Linked DNA regions of Homo sapiens: region 1 is linked to region 2. Evidence: chromatin contacts called from ENCODE Hi-C or POLR2A ChIA-PET data. All regions are on one chromosome and are shown on one strand. Each heading gives the region's core, a stretch centred on a gene start or an enhancer-like site at or near the end of the contact. The rest is flanking DNA. Distances are from core to core; before and after follow the strand shown.

What was found. A loop is a pair of places that touch in the nucleus more often than their neighbours do. ChIA-PET counts read pairs that join two places held with the same protein, here RNA polymerase II (POLR2A). Pooled maps may share reads with other maps.
Region 1: a pooled map shows a loop between it and region 2 (13-fold over the local background). The contact joins the promoter of ZFYVE1 here to the promoter of ABCD4 in region 2. A Hi-C loop is called at or near these places in 8 of 50 pooled maps. POLR2A ChIA-PET finds 5 or more read pairs at or near these places in 2 of 52 experiments (HEK293T and activated T-cell).

What each region holds. Positions count from the first base shown.
Region 1 is chr14:73,023,668-73,029,033 of GRCh38, forward strand. It overlaps ZFYVE1 (zinc finger FYVE-type containing 1), which reads right to left and starts at 3,439. Exons shown (of 12, transcript NM_021260.4): 1 at 3,259-3,439; 2 at 359-1,275. The coding sequence starts at 841. RefSeq lists a silencer at 3,142-3,351 and an enhancer at 3,582-3,781.
Region 2 is chr14:74,300,395-74,305,946 of GRCh38, forward strand. ABCD4 (ATP binding cassette subfamily D member 4) reads right to left here and starts at 2,540. Exons shown (of 19, transcript NM_005050.4): 1 at 2,481-2,540. The coding sequence starts at 2,518. It also overlaps a transcript of VRTN not described here and the pseudogene SUB1P2. RefSeq lists a silencer at 2,289-2,368 and an enhancer at 2,629-2,988.

The DNA.
Region 1 (5,366 bases), core at 2,189-4,688, 1.3 Mb before region 2:
AATCAGTTTGTTCTAATAATAATGCTACAATTAATACTAACAACAGCTACCGTATACACTGACCATTTATTATGCGACAGGCTCTACAAACACTGTCTCATTTCAACCTCACAACTCGATGAAGTAGGCTGTCCCCCATTTTATAGATGAAAAAGCTAAGGCTCAGAAAAGTAAAGTAATTCGGCCAGAGGTCATGCAGCTGGTAACTAAATCTGACTCCATGCAACTAAAGCCTCCAGAGGTCTTGCCTTTTAATGATTAAAATGTGATCTCTTCTTGGACATCGTTTTTTGAGAGCTGGCTTCCAACAACAGATCTGCTCCACTACACATGAATCCCACTATACCCGTGTGCTTACCTGAATTTCTTCATTTTCGTCTACTAGGAGGAAACTCACAACCTTCTCAGTCATCTTCTTCCTCTTGGTCTCCTCATCCATCTCTTCTGCCTCCAGTGACTCCTGGAGATTACTGACATTGTACACAGTAACAGGGTGTCTCCTTTTGTTACCCCCAGAATGAGTCCTCTTCTGGCACTCCAGGCACAAGTTAATTTTGCAGGTCTGGCACCTCACTATTGCCCTCTGCCTAACACCTGGTAAATGCCCACTGAGACCCTTGCAGAGGTCACAGTAAGGGACATGGCCAGGTTTGAGTCTTATCCGCTCATGGTTTCTCAGGCGCTCCTGCCGATGGAGCTCCTCCTCGCAGCGGAGACACTGCAGACTGCAGCACTCATCACACTCAAAGATAGCTTCATCAGTCCCGCTGCAAGCGTAACTTTCCTGGCACATCAGCCCCGGATTCAGGCCCTTCTCTGCTGGGGAAGTCTGGGCACTCATACTCACGCTGGTAAGGAAACACACCCACCATATAATAGTCACTGAGCTTGCCCCGGGGGTGAAGACGAAGATTTGAGTCTGAAGACTGCACGAAACTTCCACAGGGTTCTGAACACTTTAAAAAAGAACACCTTTCATGTCCTGTTATAGTTCTTCACAAACAAATGTTCAAATTTTTAATTTGCTGCCTCTAAGACTCTTGTATTAGCAGCAACGTTGATTTGGTTTGATGGTTTCATCCTCCATAAAGTGCAAGCAAAGATGTGGTCAAAATTGACTTGGAAGGGTCTTTTATGGCTATCTGAGAGAGGTCTGATGGGTTCACGGTGGTGGGTTCATCGGTTGGACATCAGCTACAAAGTTTTGGTAATGAAAGAAAGTGGTCAGGAGCTTTTCAATATAATTCGACCTGAAGTCAGTATTTCAGGGGATACCTAGAATAGAGGAAGGAAAAGGATTTCACTCATCTAAAAAACAGAAGTGCACCTTTAAAAAAATTTTTTTTGACTAAATTAAATATTAGCCCAGAACTGCTGAGAGAAATCTCATTCCTCTTTTTTTTCTTTTTTTTTTTTTTGAGACAGAGTTTTGCTCTTGCTGCCCAAGCTGGAGTGCAATGGGACAGTCTCGGCTCACTGCAACCTCCGCCTCCCGGGTTCAAGCGATTCTCCTGCCTCAGCCTCCCAAGGAGCTGGGATTACACGCGCTAGCCACAATGCCCAGCTAATTTTTGTATTTTTAGTAGAGACGGGGTTTCACCATGTTGGCCAGGCTGGTCTTGAACTCTTGACCCCAGGTGATCTGCCCGCCTTGGCCTCCCAAAGTGCTGGGATTACAGGCGTGAGTCACCGCACCTGGCCAGAAATCTCATTTTCTATCTTAACACTTACACTGGCTTGTTGTATAGCCAGGCGCAGTGGCTCACACCTGTAATTCCATCACTTTGGGAGGCCGAGGTGGGCAGATCACTTGAGGTCAGGAGTTCGAGACTACCCTGTCCAACATGGTGAAATCCCATCTCTACTAAAAATACAAATATTAGCTGGGCATGGTGGCAGGCACGTGTAATCCAAGCTACTAGGGAGGCTGAGGCAGGAGAATCACTTGAACCCAGGAGGCGGAGGTTGCAGTGAGCCAAGATCTTGCCACTGCACTCCAGCCTGGAAGACAGGGCAAGACTCCCTCAAAAAAAAAAAAAAAAAAAAAAATCTCAAAATTGTGGCTAAAGCTCCTCCTCTTGACAACAAACGCCACCTCTAGGCCCAAGGCATTTAAGAGACTTTGCTGCTCTATTTCCCAGACTGGAATTTTCTGTTCATTCAGATATTAAATTCAGAATCTAAATCACTAAGTGAGTAGTCCTTGGAAGGACAGCCCTCTGCACCCCCACATGCATCCCACAATTGGGAGGAGTGGAGAGGCCTTCACAAAGCTAATGAAAATGTAATAATAAACTTTAGATCTATCAAATACCTGGGCCGACCTGGTTAGCCTTGTAACTGGATTGTTTCAACTCTAGCTAGATGTATATTAAAGACTCAAAACTTAGAAACAATAGTAACAATTTCATCTTTAAAAACAATTTTTTTACACTGTAATTCTTCTGTCCCTTCTTTCACTAACTGAAAAAAAAAAAAAAAAGGAGCAACAGGAGACAATTCCTCTACTTTGACCCATGGCAAAGCCAGGCCTGCAGTGAATCAAAACAAATAATTTTTCTCTTTGTCACTTAAAAACTAACTTAAAAATAACTTCAAAATACGAAAAAAGATAACTGGGGCAAGAAAGGGGCTTTTGTCACTTTGACAATTATATTCCTAATTCCCCCTAGCCTTGACCCGCATTCCAAGGCCCCGACAAGGTGTAAAGCCCTGCCTTTCTGATAGTCACTCCTCCCCTACAGTAATCAATCTATCAACCTTATTTTCAGATAAACAAGGAAGGCGAAGGGAGTGACTAGGGGATCTTATTTACTACAATCTAACCTCAGACATGCCCAGCCAGCTCCCAAAACAGAAACAAAAATCAAACTTGTCACAATTGAGAAAAATATAAAATCAACCTTCAAAAGTACACCTCACGCCCGGCCATGTCAACCAAACATTTTGCCCACTCGGGCCCCCACCTCGACACCTCTCCCCAGCCGGGGGTTCCTCACCCTTCCTTCCACCCGGACACCACCGCCACAACCCGAGGGGCAGGAGCGGAGCCTAAGAACAAAGAAGGTCCCCCAAAATCCCCCCCACGCCGGCAAAACCCGGAGCCGAATCCATTGTTTATACCACCCCACCCCCACCCCCGCCGCACCCGCCCCCCCTTCCTCCCGAGGGCAGCCTGAGCCCCAGGACGATCACTCGCCCCGCGCTGGGCCGTGCCCTCCCCGCCCTGCCCTGCCCGCCGCGGCCCGGGGATCCCACCACTGAGAAGCTCGGCCGCAGCAAGGCGGCGTCGGGGGGCCGCAGGGCGCCAGTGGGGGCAGAGGCTATTCCTCAGGACACCGGCAGATCCATCCTCATCTCCATCTCCGCCACCCTCCTCCTTCGTTGCCTCCCGGGCTTCCTCCTCTCCTGTTGTCAGTTGGGATCAGCTGATCGGAGTGAACTTCTCCCAGCTCGGACTAACAGGAAGGCGTGAGCGGTGCAGCCCAGAAAGGGAGGAGCGAGAGAGGGAGGATCCCGGCGCCAGCAAGGGCGTAGTGCGCACTGCCTCCTGGGAGATGTAGCTCCTCGAGGCGCGCTCTCGCCCCTCATCCCGGAAAGGAAGACTCTGAATGACTACAACTCCCAGTACTGAAGAGGCTGCTCTTGCGAGGAGGCGGTGGGGACAGGCTACGGAGGATTTCGGGACTTGGAGTTTTTGCATTGAGTGTGGTGTCCGCAGGTTTCAGCACGTTCTTTTGGGTTGTAACTGGGGAAGGCATGGTGCTACATTAGAGAACTGATGTAATAATGTCTAGTATAAGTGGGAAATGGTGAGTCAATTAATTTGGATTCAAGTAACCTCTTGCACACCATTCCCTCAGAAACGTGTGAGCACAGACAGTCTCCACCTTCCCAATTTCACTTCGCAAAAACTAAGGAAAAGACCAGAAAAAGTGATAAGAGGATATAGGTACTCTTGGGAAGTTTTTGTTGTTTTTCCCCCCTTGGCAAAGGACAAAATTACAACGAATTTAGTTTTAAGATCTCAGTTGGCTTTATTGCGACTCTAGGATCAGGCAACACTTCATTCCAGAAAGTGGAGTGAATGTTCTGATGAGCTGAGCAGGAGAGGTTGGCTTTGTAGACAGAGAAAAGCTTGAGGAAGCAAAAGCAAAGAACAAAGAGCATATTGGTTTCTTTCTTTCTCTTTCTTGTCATTCTTTTCTTTCCTCTTTCTTCTCTTTTTTTCAGTCTTCTCATGGGACCTTGACATATTGGTCACTTCTAAGCTACTTTCCTTGGAAGGTGAGGACAGAGAGACAGAACAATAGAAAAATAACTGATTAGTTGACATCAGTTACTTCAGGCTACTTCTTTTGTGTAAGGATTACAACAGAGGGAGCTTCATTATCATGCAACATTAAAACAAGCCTGTTTGGGAAACTGGCTGTCCTTATCCCTCTTTCCTGATTTCTCTGAAGGTCAGATAACAACTTAGCTTGGGTTTGGTAACAACTTAGTTTGGATTTGGTGAGGTGAAACTTTAGCATGGGTGACTCCATTTTTATTTTAGCCAGGTCTATTGGGGCCTGGTGCAGGAGTTTAGTCCAAAACAAAGGCCTCCTATCATTTTTACTTAACACCCTTCAAGGGTATTCTCCAAGCCAACCATGAATTTTTTTTCCTACCTATTATTTTTCTGATCTTTCCTTCTATAGTTTCAGAACTTCTCAGGCTGGGCGCGGTAGCGCATGCCTGTAATCCCAGCACTTTGGGAGGTCGAGGTGGACGGATCACCTGAGGTCGGGCGTTCGAGACCAGCCTGACCAACATGGAGAAACTCCATCTCTACTAACAGATACAAAATTAGCCGGGCGTGATGATGCATGCCTGTAATCCCAGCTACTCGGTAGGCTGAGGCAGGAGAATTGCTTGAACCTGGGAGGCAGAGGTTGCAGTAAGCCGAGATCACGCCATGGCACTCCAGCCTGGGCAACAAGAGGGAAACTCTGTCTCAAAAAAAAAAAAAAAAAAAAGCTATTATACTTTCAGAACTTCTCAATTTGAAATTATCTTTGAGGGCCAGGCACGGTGGCTCATGCCTGTAATCCCAGCACTTTGGGAGGCCAAGGAGAGCGGATCATGAGCTCAGGAGTTCAAGACCAGCATGGCCAACATAGTGAAACCTCATCTCTACTAAAAATACAAAACATTAGCTGGGTGTGGTGGTGTGCACCTGTAATCCCAGCTACTCGGGAGGCTGAGGCAGGAGAATCACATGAACCCGGGAGGCAGAGGTTGCAGTGAGCCAAGATCGCACCATTGCACTCCAGCCTGGGCAACAGTGCAAGACTCTGTCTCAAACAAGAAAAAAAAAAAAAGAA
Region 2 (5,552 bases), core at 1,290-3,789:
GCTGAAGATGGTAGGCTGGGAACAGACCACGGATACAAAGGAAATTCTTTGGCCAAGCGTGGTGGCTCATGCCTGTAATCCCAGCTACTCGGGAGGCTGAGTCAGGAGAATTGCTTGGACCTGGGAGGCAGAGGTTGCAGTGAGCTGAGATTGCGCCATTGCAACAAGAGCCTGGGCAACAAGAGCAAAACTCCGTCTCAAAAAAAAAAAAAAAACCAAAAACAAAAAACTTAAAAAATTACAAATGGATTAAAAATCTAAACGTGAAAAGTAACACTATCATGTTAATAGAAGGAAATGTAGAAAAATGTCTTAATGAAGATACCTTAAAAACCTATACAGGGGAAAACTGATGAATTTAACTTCATTAGAGTTAAATGTTTTTATTCAACACAGTGCCATAGATTAAGTTAGAAGACTTGGAGGTGGTATCTGCAGAGTGCAAAACCAACAAGGACTTGAAATCTTTATTTTTTTGAGACGGAGTTTTGCTCGTTGCCCAGGCTGGAATGCAACGGCGCAATCTCGGATCACTGCAACCTCCGCCTCCCTGGTTCAAGTGATTCTCCTGTGTCAGCCTCCTGACAAGCTGCAATTACAGGTGCATGCCACCACGCCCGGCTAATTTTTGTATTTTTAGTAGGAGACGGGGTTTCATCATATTGGTCAGGCTGGTCTCGAACTCCTGACCTCCGGTGATCCACCTGCCTCGGCCTCCCAAAGTGCTGGGATTACAGGCGTGAGCCACCGCGCCTGGCCTAAAATCTTTTTTTTTTTTTTTTTGAGACAAGGTCTTGCTCTGTTGCCCAGGCTGGAATGCAGTGGTGCGATCTCAGCTCAGGGCAACCTCTGCCTCCCGGGTTCAAGCGACTGTCCCACCTCAGCCTTTTTAGTGGCTGGGAGTACGGGCGTGCGTCAACACGCTCAGCTAATTTTTGTATTTTTGGTAGAGATGGGGTTTCACCATGTTGCCCAGGCTGATCTTGAACTCCTGGACTCCAGTGGTCCACCTACCTCAGCCTCCCAAAGTGATAGGATGACAGGTGTGAGCCACCGGGCATGGCCAGGATCTAAATCTAGAGCCTACAAGAATTCCTGCAAGCCAGGAACATAGGAAATCCACAGAGAAGTGGGAAGGGATATAAACAGGCAATTCAAAAAAGGGAAAACCCACGTTTAATAAACACATGAAAATGTAGGCCGGGAGCAGTGGCTCACGTCTGTAATTCCTTTATGCACTGCCCGTCGGGAAGTGTAATCCCTGCACTTCGGGAGGCCGAGGCGGGTGGATCACCTGAGGTCAGGAGTTCAAGACCAGACTGGCCAACCCCCCCATCTTTGCTAAAAATACAAAAAATTAGCTGGGTGTGGTGGCGCGCGTCTGTAATCCCAGCTACTCAGGAGGCTGAGGCAGAAGAATCGCTTGAACCCGAGGCGGAGGTTGCAGTGAGCCGAGATCATGCCACTGCATTCCTGCCCGAGCAACAAGAGCAAAACTCCGTCTCAAAAGAAAGAAAGAAAGAAAGAAAGAAAATGTACACGATGGGATACCACCTTACACCCCCCAGACTGATAAACATTACAAAACCAGCCGCCACTGAACGATGGAGGGATACCGGGAAACAGGAAGCTTTATGCACTGCCCGTCGGGAAGTATAAACTAGTGTGACCATTCCAAAGAACAATCCAGCAAAATTAGATATGACCAGGACCCAACTCTGGGGTGGATACCCAGAGAAATGCAACAATATGCACAAGGAGACAACTGCCAGAATATTCGTTACAGTGTGGCTTGTGGGGGTGTTAATACTAGAAAAAAATCTATCCACCACTAGGGGAATAAGTCTATGCACACAGCACCCCTCATGCAAGCACTCAGAAGTGAAAACAAGATGACTAGCATGGATGGACTCAAAAACACAATGTTGAGGAAAAAGGTTTAAAGAAAAATCACAGCATATTATATTGAAGAATTCGAAACCGCTATATAGATTTCAAAGTAACACTTGCACAAATTTACCCAAGGTGGACCGTAAAGCCACTTATATAACACACCAGAGTGGCTGTCTGAAAAGGGGAGTGAAAGGGGTCTGGGAATAGGAACGAAGAGAGGAAGTGATAAAATAAACAAGGAGCCTTGCATTGGCCCACAGGGTGTCAAGAACTGAGAAGGATCAACTCAATTTTGTGCACCTGAGGTTCTTCTTTTCAAAAAAAGAATGCCAGTTGCGAGGGTGAGGGTCCCACACCGCAGGAGATGGCACAAGTCCGGCCAAGAACGGAGGGGGCCGCGGCCGGTGCGGAGCGGCCTAGAGCGGCGGGAGGGCGGACGCCCCTTCGAGAGCTCCTCTTTCTCTCAGAAGTCACGGGGGCGAGACGGGGGCGCCAGGGCGGCGGACGAGGCACGGAGGGCAGGAAAGCCCATTCCCTACAGCCCGGAACTCCTGCTCCCAAACCTCCTCCCCGACCGCCCTGCTTACCTGGCGCCAGCTCCGGGCGCGGGCCCCGCGACCGCCATGACCTGAGACCCGAGGGACTCTGGAGCCCAGCTGCCCCTAGTTCAGTACTGGGTAGAGTCCGAGGAGGGGCGGGGCCCCGGCTACCACAGAGACGGCGTTTGATAGAGAGGAAGGTGCGGGAGACGCGGACTCTCCCGGAAGCGACCGACGTCTCTAAAAGTACCAGAGAGTGGACTCGGCTGACCCGGCGGCTACAGCGCCCCCATATTTTCTGGGAGACTTCCCTTTTGACAATAGGTATCCGAGAGTGTAACTACTTTATGGCAAGTATTTTAGATTCTGTGTATAATAGATGTTTTACATATTCTCCCAGAGAAGCCAGCATGATCTTTAAAAAAGTATAAATTAGGCTTCCAGCCGGGCCCGGTGGGTTACTCCTGTAATCCCAGCACTTTGGAAGGCCAAGGCGGGAGGATCGCTTGAGCCCAGGAATTCAAGACCAGCCTGGGCAACATGGCAAGACCCCGCCTTTACAAAAGACAAAAGCATTAGCCGGGGATGGTGGCGAGCGCCTGTGGTCCGAGCTACTCTGGAGGCTGAGGCAGGAGAATCACTTGGGCCCGGAAGGTCAAGGCTGCAGTGAGCCGTGACTGTGCCACTGCACTCCAGCCTGGGCGACAAAGAGAGACCCTGTCTCAAAAACAAATAAATAGATGATAATGATCGATAGATAAGATAGATAGTTGAATGAATGAAATGCTTATCAGTTGACTGATTAGTACCCAAAGGGAGGTGGGAAATGGCTCAAAAAAAACCCAAACAGCATGATCCCACAGGTCCCTAAATTTGAATCTGGATGTGTCTTCTCACTTTCCTCCAATCCTTATTAAGTTTCAACTGCAAGCCAAACACTCTACAACATGCATGTATCACTTGTCTTTATGAAAGTTGCAGTCTAGCTGGGTAGGTCAATCAGTTGACAATTACAGATTTTTTTTTTTTTTTTTTTTTTTTTGATACGGAGTGTTGCTTTTGTTGCCCCGGCTAGAGTGCAATGGCGCGATATCGGCTCACGGCAACCTCAGCCTCCCGGATTGAAGCCATCCTCCTGCCTCAGCCTCCCGAGTAGCTAGGATTACAGGCATGTGCCACCACGCCCAGCTAATTTAGTATTTTTAGTAGAGACAGGGTTTCTCCATATTGGTCAGGCTGGTCTTGAACTCCTAACCTCAGGTGATCTGCCCGCCTTGGCTTTCCAAAGTGTTGGGATTACAAGAGTGAGCCACCGCTCCTGGCCTTTTTTTGTTTTTGTTTTTGTTTTAGACGGAGTTTCGCTCTTGTGGCTCAGGCTGGAGTGCAATGGTGCTATCTTGGCTCACTGCAACCTGTGCCTCCCGGGTTCAAGCGATTCTCCTGCCTCAGCCTCCCGAGTAGCTGGGATTACAGGCATGCACCACTATACCCGGCTAATTTTGTATTTTTAGTAGAGACGTGGTTTCTCCATGTTGGTCAGGCTGGTCTCGAACTCCCGACCTCAGGTGATCCACCCACCTTGGCCTCTCAAAATGCTGGGATTACAGGTGTGAATCACCGTGCCCGGCCTACAGCTGTCTTTATGAAGTGCTATGACAAACATACCATACAGCAGGGGTTCTCAACTTTGGCGCCATTAAGTTTTGGGGCCTGATCATTCTTTGCTGTGTAGGCTTTCCTATGCAATGTAGGATGTTTAGCTGTATCCCAGGCCTCTACGCACTAGATGCCGGTGGCATTCCTTCTGACCTAGGCATCCCAAAATGTCTCTAAACATTGCCAAATGTCCCTTAGGGGAGAAAGGACCAAAATTCCAGCTTTACCCCACCCCCTAGCATTGAGAACCACTGCCCCAGAACCAAAGAGAAAGGCATTTAACTCAGCATGGGGAAAAGTGGAATCTAGAAAGACTTTGAAGAGGAAATAACTTTATTCAAGTATGTCTTTCTTATTTTGAAAACCAAAAAAATAGGATGCAATTTTTGAAAAATTAATAAGGCAACCAAAGTATTAAAGCAAGCAACGTCACCTCTCTAGGGTAATCTAGGTTTACAGATCTTGTCCCCTTTCAGTCTCAAAAATGTCCTAGTTTGGTATTCGGTGGCATTACTGTCCCAGGGTGCCTCAGCATTGTCTATTACTGTAAACTTTTAAGAAGTAGCAGGCTGGGCACGGTGGCTCACGCCTGTAATCCCAGCGCTTTTGGAGGCCGAAGCAGGCAAATCACCTGAGGTCAGGAGTTCAAGACCAGCCTGGCCAACATGACAAAATCCCGTCTTTACTAAAAGTACAAAAATTAGCCAGGTGTGGTGGCGGGTGCATGTAATCCCAGCTACTTGGGAGGCTGAGGCAGGAGAATTACTTGAACCCAGGAGGCGGAGGTTGCATTGAACTGAGATTGTGCCATTGTACTCCAGCCTGGGTGACAAGAGTGAGACTGTTTCAAAAAAAAAAAAAAAAAAGAAGAAGAAGAAGTAATACACCAGAGTTACCAGTGAGCAAGCGGGAGGCTACTGGAGTGCAGCAGAGCAGAGTAATGCCCAAATCAAAGGAACTTACTTCTTCAAGCTCTTCTGGCAGCGGTTCTGACAGTGATGTTGACAAAAAGTTAAAGAGGAAAAAGCAGGTTGCTCCAGAAAGACCTGTAAAGAAGCAAAAGACTGGTGAAACTTGAAGAGCTCTATCATCTTCCAAAGAGAACAGCAGCAGCAGCACAGATGATAACATGATGTTTCAGGTTAGGAAAATGAGGTACATTAGTGTTTGGGATTTTTTTTTAGACTTGTCCCCCAAGGCTGGAGCGCAATGGCACGATCTTGGCTCACTGCAACCTCTGCCTCCCAGGTTCAAGCAATTCTCCTGCCTCAGCCTCCTGAGTAGCTGAGACTGCAGGCACTCGCCACCATGCCTGGCTAAGTTCTGTCTTTTATGTCGAGACAGGGTTTCACCATGTTGGCCAGGCTGGTCTTGAACTCCTGACCTCAAGTGATCTGCCCACCTTGGCCTCCCAAAGTACTAGGATTACAAGTGTGAGCCACCAAGCCGGGCCAGTGTTTGGGA